Linked DNA regions of Mus musculus: regions 2 and 3 are each linked to region 1. The links are chromatin loops, found by intact Hi-C in ENCODE. Cell type or tissue: heart. All regions are shown on one strand.

Region 1 (2,500 bases):
TTGTCTGTGCTGTGTGAGCCCTGGCTGCTGTCTGGGCTGCTGTCTGGTCCCTCGGCCTCCATTTCCTCACCGGCTAAAGGCAACCATGATCTCTTTTGCATGTGGGTGTCTGGACATTTCTGGTTCATGTGAATAGAGCATCCAGCCCTGAGAGGTACAGACCGTGTCACTCATGCCACCCTCATTCCAGCATCTTTCTAGCTACTCCTCTCTGCCCTGAGCTCTTGGTGGGCAGGATTCAGCCAAGCCGCTGAACCACATAACAATGGCCAGGGCCACCACGGGAGCCCCTGTAGCTGTTGTGGCTACAAACCCAAAACAGAAGTTACAAAACATTAGGGCAGGATGCCCTGAAAATGGCCCACTTGGTCCATGAGGGAAGGGCACTCCTTACCCCCAACTCCCCACACACACATCCCGCCCCGCCCTCCCAAGCCACAAGACCTTTGAACTCAGAGTTGCTTTGGAAAGGCAGGAAAGGTTGGCCAGGGAAGAGCCAGTGAGGAGGGGAGAAGGGGAGATGGAAGGGACGAGTTCAGGCCAGATGAGTCCCCGTGGGCCCATGACTAAGGCACGGACATGTGGATTTTGGCTTGTGTGAATTGGATGCCTGGGAATGTCTTGCTGTCATTCAGTGCCAAGGCAGCTGCCTCACTCCTGGGACAAAGTGTTGTTTTGATTGTCCTTGTTTCATAAACTACAGAACCGAAGCTCAGAATTCTTAGTGAATTCGCTTGAGACCGCATGGCTGAAAAGTACTAGGACCATCTTCAGGGACCGGACCACACTTGAGTTTTAGGAAAGCCTTAGGAAGCACTGAATGCCAGCCAGTGTGAGGTGGGGTTAGGGGTAGGGGGATTTCAAGCTAAACAGATCAGGGCAGAGCAGGACCAGAGGCCTCCTGCCTCCTAGAGACGGCTTGGCCAGGCGTCTAGCACCCCACCCACCAACCCCCACCCCCTGCTTCTGTTGCAATCCCAGTGTAGGCAGTGGGCCCAGTGTGACATTGTCTCAGGCCTGTGCAGGACATGCTTATGGGGGAAGGGGCGGAGGTGCCTCCCTTCCTGCCTGCTCTGGCCCTTCCTCCAGCCGAGCTTGAGGCAGCATCCTGGCTGTCTTCCAGGGGGCGCCAGGATGCAGTACCGGGAATGAGGCTCTGCCCCAATCCTCCTGGGCCTGGGCTGGGTCACCTCTCCCGCTCATGCAGTTCTGGGGAAGAGGGAGTTGGAGGAAGACCACAGACCAGGCTGTGGGCTCAGGTGGCTGAAAGAGAAAGGGGGATAGGCACTCATTTAACTGCAGGTCAGGGTGACCCACTTGGGTCTCAAGATATGGCTATAGGTTTGGAAGATCTGGCTCTGTACCCAATGCCTAGAGTTCAAATCTTGCTGTTTATTGCTCCCCTGGGGGCTTGGGCAGGCCACTTAATTTCCGCTGTATGCTGTAGACCTATGACAATGCTGTCTCTCAGGTGCCCTCCCCCCAACCCCCACCAGTAGTCCTGAATTAAACAATACCTGGCTCAAATTTGGATATTCTAGCTACTACGGTGCCTGTGCAGAGCCCATATGGGTGCGTGTGCAAGGAGACATGGTCTAGGTAGTAGAATATGGGGATGTCTGCACGCACAGGTGTGCTGGCATGTGTGTGCAGGTGTGGAGGACAGAGTTGACATTAGTGACTTCCTTGTATGGCTGTCCACATTAAGTCCCTGCATCCTGGGATGTAGGATGCATCACTGTTTGGCTAGACCTGCTGGCCAGTAAACTCTTGGGATCCTTCTGTCTCTGCTTCCTGCACACTGATGTTACAGATGCAGTGCCTGGCTTGCATGCGGGTACTGGGCATCCAAACCCGGGTCCTGGTGTTTATGCACCAAGCGCTTTATTTACTGAGCTATCTTTCCATCCCAGAACCGGTATAGGAATTGTTCAAAGCCACTGGAGGCTGGTGTAGTTTGGGCACACCTGCCTTCCGTCTGCTGTGTACATTTTGGAGGGCCATATACATAGCTCTTGGACCTCTTAGTTGCAAACTGTCACCCCCTCCAGCCTCTTCACTCCTGTTAGGGGACATCACAGAGCAGTGTCAGTCAGGCACTGGGGTAGGTGGAGTAAAGCTAGAACGTCACTGGACAGATGGCTGTGTGGAAGAGATGGTAGGAATGATGTGAGGCCCTGGGTACTGGGAGAGCATTAGAGAAAGTTAGCCTGCTGTCTGTCCGCAGAATCCTGTAACTGTCTATACTCATGTGGTCCTAGAGGTCTCTAGAACCTTCTGACCACACACAGAGAAAGTTCTTAGACTCTTTGTTCAGGTCTACTACCCAGCATTTGTACTGTCCTTGGGAAGTGATAACTGCTTTCTACCTCTGTTGCCCACACGTCTAACATGGCAGCATCATTGCTAGAAATATTCATGTTTCTGGTCTGTGCAGCAGGCTTCGATCTCAGCATCCAGGTCCCTGATTGGTGCAAATCTGTCACGTGTGCAGCCTGGA
Region 2 (2,500 bases), 260 kb after region 1:
TATGTGACCTTGTACCAAAGGCTTGATCTCCCTGGGCCACAATGTCCCTGATTAAGGGATGGGATTAGATCATCTCTGAGGCTCGTTCCAGGCCTAGTCTTGCTGTTGGATTGTCTGCCTAAATGCCCAGGAAGCCTGAACCCAGAGACAGCCCTGTCAAGGACCCTAAGAAATAGGGCTGGTATACTTTTTTATTTTTTATTGAAGTCCCAGACCTAAATCTATCCCCTAAGCAGTGGGCTAGAGAGTAATACCACTGCCAAGACCCTCTAGCTGCTAACCTGGAGAGAGGCTGGAGGTGGGGCTAGGAATAATAAATCTAAATACTTTTGAGGACCAAGGTTCCCCAGAGAGGTGAAACCTAGCTCAGGCAAGGAGGTATCCAGCAAAACTGAAATAACAGGTCGCCAAGGGTGAGGGACATTTTACAGGAATTGCACAGGGTTTCCGACCTCCAGGAAACCAGGGCTAGGAGCCAGGGCGGTGGTCTTTGCTAAACATTCCCCAGTTTGCCCAGGAGGAAACTGAGGCAGGGTTTTGCCTAGTCCCAGGGCACACAGGCTGCCTCCCCCAGCTCCACCTTGAACATGTTGGGGGTTATACTTCTGTAAGGGAGCTGGCTTTAGGAGAGTCAGTGAAGGCAGGATTCCAGGTGGGGAAGAAGGAATAAGCCATCTTTGGTCCAGCATGAATGGTAGGGGCAGAATCCCTGAACACCTCCGGCAGGAGAGGCAATGCTCGACCATGTTGCTGGGTGTTAGGACCAGGATTTATACCTATGGAGGATGGGTACCAGTGGCTCATGCCACTCAGTCTCTGTAGCTCTTGGCAGATGGCTCTTGGGCTCAGACTAGATCCGGGCTGCCTCCCTTTTCCTGAGTAATGCAGAGCCCCGCCCCCTCTCGTGCAGCCTCCAATTTCCAGGCGGAGTCTTTCTAGGCTCTTGATGCTCGTCCTGTCTAACTCCCAGGGCATTTGACTCAAACAGGTCCCCAGCGCTGGGCCAGGGCCACAGATGCCCAAGGATGTTAAAGATCCAAGTCTCCCAGTACCTCCGAGGCAGAGCCCCAGGCTGGAGGGGCGGGAGCAGGAGGAGGGGACTGGGAAGCCAGCTCAGCGTGCTCCCTCCTCCCTCCCTCCCTCCCTCCATCCCTCCGCCCTCCTAGCTCAGTCGTAGGCCTAGGGGTCGGGCCTGCAACAAGTTATCATCACAGACATGGGCCAAGGAGCCAGAGGCCGTCCGGGGTCTGTGAGTTGAGCTTGAGGCCGCAGGATGAGGGTGAGTGGCTGGTGGCCTCTCTTCTTCTGACTGGGATGGGGGTTGGGGTCACAGTCTGAGATTCCTCTGTTCCCCTCTTTCTGGCAAGCACATAGCTCTTTCCCTCTCGCCTAGCCAGCTCATTTGGAAGATCTGCCACCCTGCACTGCTGGCCACCCTGCACTGCTTCTGGTGTTTACCTGCCCCTGCAGGGACTTCCTCACCACCCACCCACCCCCAGCCACTAAGCCCCGCCCATCTGGATGATAAGGTCGGTAGCCCAGCCTCCCACCAAGAGGCTCTGGCATTTTAGGTGAGGTGGTGGGGACCGGCAAGACCCCTCTATGGTTGGTGTGACCCCCACACTTGGTACTGCCTGGCCCCTCTCCTAGCACCCAGCCAGGGATCCCAGCTGCAGTTAGTCCTGTTTCTAGGGAGAGGGCCCTGCTTCCTGCTTCCTGCCCCAAAGCTCCAGTTCTGTGTCTCTGAGCATCTGACTCCCAAGGGACCAGACCGGTAGGAAACAAAAATGTCTCCAAACCATGCTGACTCTCCGGAAGTTCTTTGCCTTTCAAGCCATAGACTCTAGAGTGAGGTCTATACAGGAAGAGGAAGGAATGGGCACTTTGAAGTCTTTGACAAACTGGGCAGTTTCCCCCGAGTGTAAGTCGCCCATATTGCCTGGCAAGGAAGACATGTTGGCGGCTTGTGTGAATGAAAGAGGGGCTAAGCTGCAATCACTAGGTCACATGACCACCAGGTCACGTGTTTGTGAGTTATTCGGATTTCCTTCACAGGGTGGGCACATCTATGGTCAGAATAAAGTATGTGTGTGTGTGTGTGGGGGGGGGGTGTTGCTGCGACCTGTAGTTGAGAATAGGCGTGGAGTTGGTCTCTGAGGGAATTCCCTGCCTGTGGAGCAGAACTAGCAGGCCCCAGCAGTATGATCATTCCAGAAAGGGGGTGTCTATGAAGACACCTCCTGTTGTCACCCCAATCCCTAGAGAGAAGGCTCTGAGCTTCTGTCCCTTTAAAACATAGTCCCTCTTCATAGCCTTTCAAGAAGTAATCATTTTACCTTCTCAGCCTGTATTAACCACAGAAAAATATTTTTGAATTTGTACTAAATGTTAAGAGGAACAAAAAGGAAATAAACAAAGAGACGCCAAGAGGTGTAAAAACCAGTCTGGTTTCAATAGCAGTTTCTGATCTGTGATCATCGGGTAGTGCCAGCCCCCGAGC
Region 3 (2,500 bases), 50 kb before region 1:
AAAAGAAGAAGAAGAAGAAGAAGAAGAAGAAGAAGAAGAGGAGGAGGAGGAGGAGGAGGAGGAGGAGGAGGAGGAGGAGGAGGAGGAGGAGGAGGAGGGGAGGAGGAGGAGGAGGAGGAGGAGGAGGAGGAGGAGGAGGAGGGGAGAGACCAGCCATGAAAGAGGGGGAAGGGAATGGGGAGAGGGGTGAAGGGGCAAGGGGACAGGAAGGCAAGAGTAAGAGAGACAACTGTGGGGCGGAGCTTAGACAAAATGCTAACACTTTAAATTTTTTTCATCTTATGTCTATGTATGCTTTGCCTCCATGATCATCTGTGCACCATCTGTGTGCCTGGGACCTGTCAGGTCCATGGGGGCGTCGGATCCCTTGGAACTGGAGTTGCAGATGGTTGTGAGCCACCATGAGGTGCTGGGAATCAAACCTGGGTCCTCTGGAAGAGCAGCCGGTGCTCTTAGCTGCTGAGTCATCTCTCCAGCCCCTGGCCTGGATGGAACACATTTCTTTCTTTCTTTCTTTCTTTCTTTCTTTCTTTCTTTCTTTCTTTCTTTCTTTCTTTCTTCCTTCCTTCCTTCCTTCCTTCCTTCCTGGATGCTTCCTGGAAGAGGAAGAGACTTTAGGATACAGTTCCCAGAGGCTGTGCAAACTGGAAGGCTTGAAAGCCAGGCTGAGTACACCATGCATAGGGGTGGCATGTGTGCACATACGTGTGGCATGTGTGTATGAGGCCGTAGCCACGAGGAGGACTGGAACCTCAGAGTTGGGCCTGGCCTAAGGGCCTGGTGACCACAGATGAGTGCCAGCCTATCTGTCCCTGCTACTTCTCAAGCCTGGGTGTGAAGGATTTCTTGAAAGCCACTAGGCCAAGACAGGAGCTAATCCGAAGGGTTTCTTGGCATGAGCTGGAGGCCCACAGAGCACAGCTCAGAGACAGCTGGCCAGCCGGAAACGCCTCTGGAATTCCAGGCTCTGGGAAAAGGGCGAGAGCTCGGGTGACTTTTTCTCCTGAGGATCCTTCTGGGCGGCTCAGCTCTGGCTCCTAACTCCCTGGTCCACAGGGAAATGGAGGTGGGGAAAGACCTCCCCCACCTCATTGCCACTCTTGTCTCCAGGAGAGCAAGACACTGGGCGGTGTGTGGGGGTGGGGAGCACAGGAAGGATGTGGGGCTGGTTCCTTGGCCCCACCCTGAGGAGGACAGATAGATGGATGGACATGGGGACATGGGGGGTGGGGTGCTGAGGCACTTGCAGTTGCAGATGGTGGCGAGGACATCAGAAAGGGTCAGGCCCAGGTGACCCATTGTCCCCTGGGTGATGGGACTGAATTCTTCCAAGCTGGCCAGGCCCAGGATGGAAGGGTGGGGAGGGGTCCACATCCAGGAGACCTTTGTTCTTCACTTGAGGGGGGTGGGTGAGAGGGGAGGGGCTGGGGGGGACAGGAAACACGTTAAGAGTAGAACAAACAATAGCCTATTCTCCATGGTCCAGCCTGGCTGGAGAGATAGGCCCTTGGGCTGTGGGCCAGGCTTGGGCCAGAATCATCACCATCACTGCCCCCCCAGGCCCCCTGACCGCCCCCCTGCCACCCCAGCCTGGCCCCAAGATGAGCAAGTGTGCAGCAGGCTTCTCCTTCCTCACCCTCCCTGTGGGCTGTTGCCCAGGGGACTGACAGGTTCAGGGCCAGAACTCAGCAGCACACCTGGCACAGCCCCCAGTTCAGCCAGTGACACCCCTGTCCTCGTCCCCCACCCCCACCAGGCTTGCTGGCTCCTAGCTTCCTGCTCAGATGGCTAGGCTGGGGATGAGAGGAAGATGGTCAGAGGCCCAGCCGGACCCTGCTGCATGGCGCTGCCTGGCAGGCTGGCTGAATTCTTTCTTTCCCATCCTCACGGCCCATTGTCCAGCGAGGACACAGGGCCAAGGGGATGGGGCCACTTCCTCCGCGGCTTCACATAACTGGGCAGTGTGGACATCGCCCTGGGAAATTGGTCTGTGGCCTCTCACAGCACATGAAAAGCTCCAAGCTCACTGCTGCTCTCTCTAATCCTCAAGTGTCAGAAAGACTCCCACATGTGTTAGCCACATCCTCCTGCAACACTGAGTGTGTCTGACAGTCCCGCTGTCACACATCCTTTGAGTGGCAGGGAGCTCACCGCTTATCTGAGAGGGCAACTCCACCAGGCAAGATGTCTCCCTGCAACAGCAGAATTCAGCCCCACCCCTCTGTCTTCTGCTCATTGTCCCTCCCTCCCACCTCAGCTGCCACACACAGAGAAAGGGCCCTAAAGTTCCCCCTGTCAAGTGTTAGAAGGCCTGGCTCCAGCTAGTCCCAACTGGGATTCTTGGGCAAGCTTCTCACCCTCCCTTGCCTCAGTTTATCTGTCTGTAAAATGGGAAGAGTAATGCATACCATCAAAGTGGCAACCTGAGGAAGCTGTTTTACAAACACAGGCTGGGGGTGTGCATCATAGGAATCACAGCTCCCCCCACCCCCCGCAACCC

What was found. A loop is a pair of places that touch in the nucleus more often than their neighbours do. Peaks named below come from ENCODE experiments on the same cell type or tissue, not always from the same donor. Only the 100,000 strongest peaks of a DNase experiment are listed, where the experiment ranks them.
Region 2: a loop joins it to region 1, with 3 times the contacts of the local background. A loop is called at or near these places in 2 of 42 quality-filtered maps.
Region 3: a loop joins it to region 1, with 4 times the contacts of the local background. A loop is called at or near these places in 4 of 42 quality-filtered maps.

What each region holds. Positions count from the first base shown.
Region 1 is chr15:78,784,698-78,787,197 of GRCm38, reverse strand. The region is part of intron 12 of Card10 (caspase recruitment domain family, member 10); the gene reads left to right. Among named protein-coding and RNA genes, the nearest start is that of Mfng, 13 kb to the right of the region's middle. In heart, a CTCF peak has its summit at 1,107; DNase peaks (open chromatin) are centred at 567, 1,127 and 1,727; H3K27ac peaks cover 1,361 bases.
Region 2 is chr15:78,528,297-78,530,796 of GRCm38, reverse strand. It overlaps C1qtnf6 (C1q and tumor necrosis factor related protein 6), which reads left to right and starts at 1,146. Exons shown (of 3, transcript NM_028331.5): 1 at 1,146-1,279. The coding sequence starts at 1,274. In heart, no CTCF peak of the experiment used is centred here; DNase peaks (open chromatin) are centred at 396, 1,006 and 1,726; H3K4me3 peaks cover 1,794 bases; H3K27ac peaks cover 2,464 bases.
Region 3 is chr15:78,834,929-78,837,428 of GRCm38, reverse strand. No RefSeq gene overlaps it. Among named protein-coding and RNA genes, the nearest start is that of Cdc42ep1, 6.5 kb to the left of the region's middle. In heart, no CTCF peak of the experiment used is centred here; DNase peaks (open chromatin) are centred at 1,118 and 1,798; H3K4me3 peaks cover 212 bases; H3K27ac peaks cover 2,316 bases.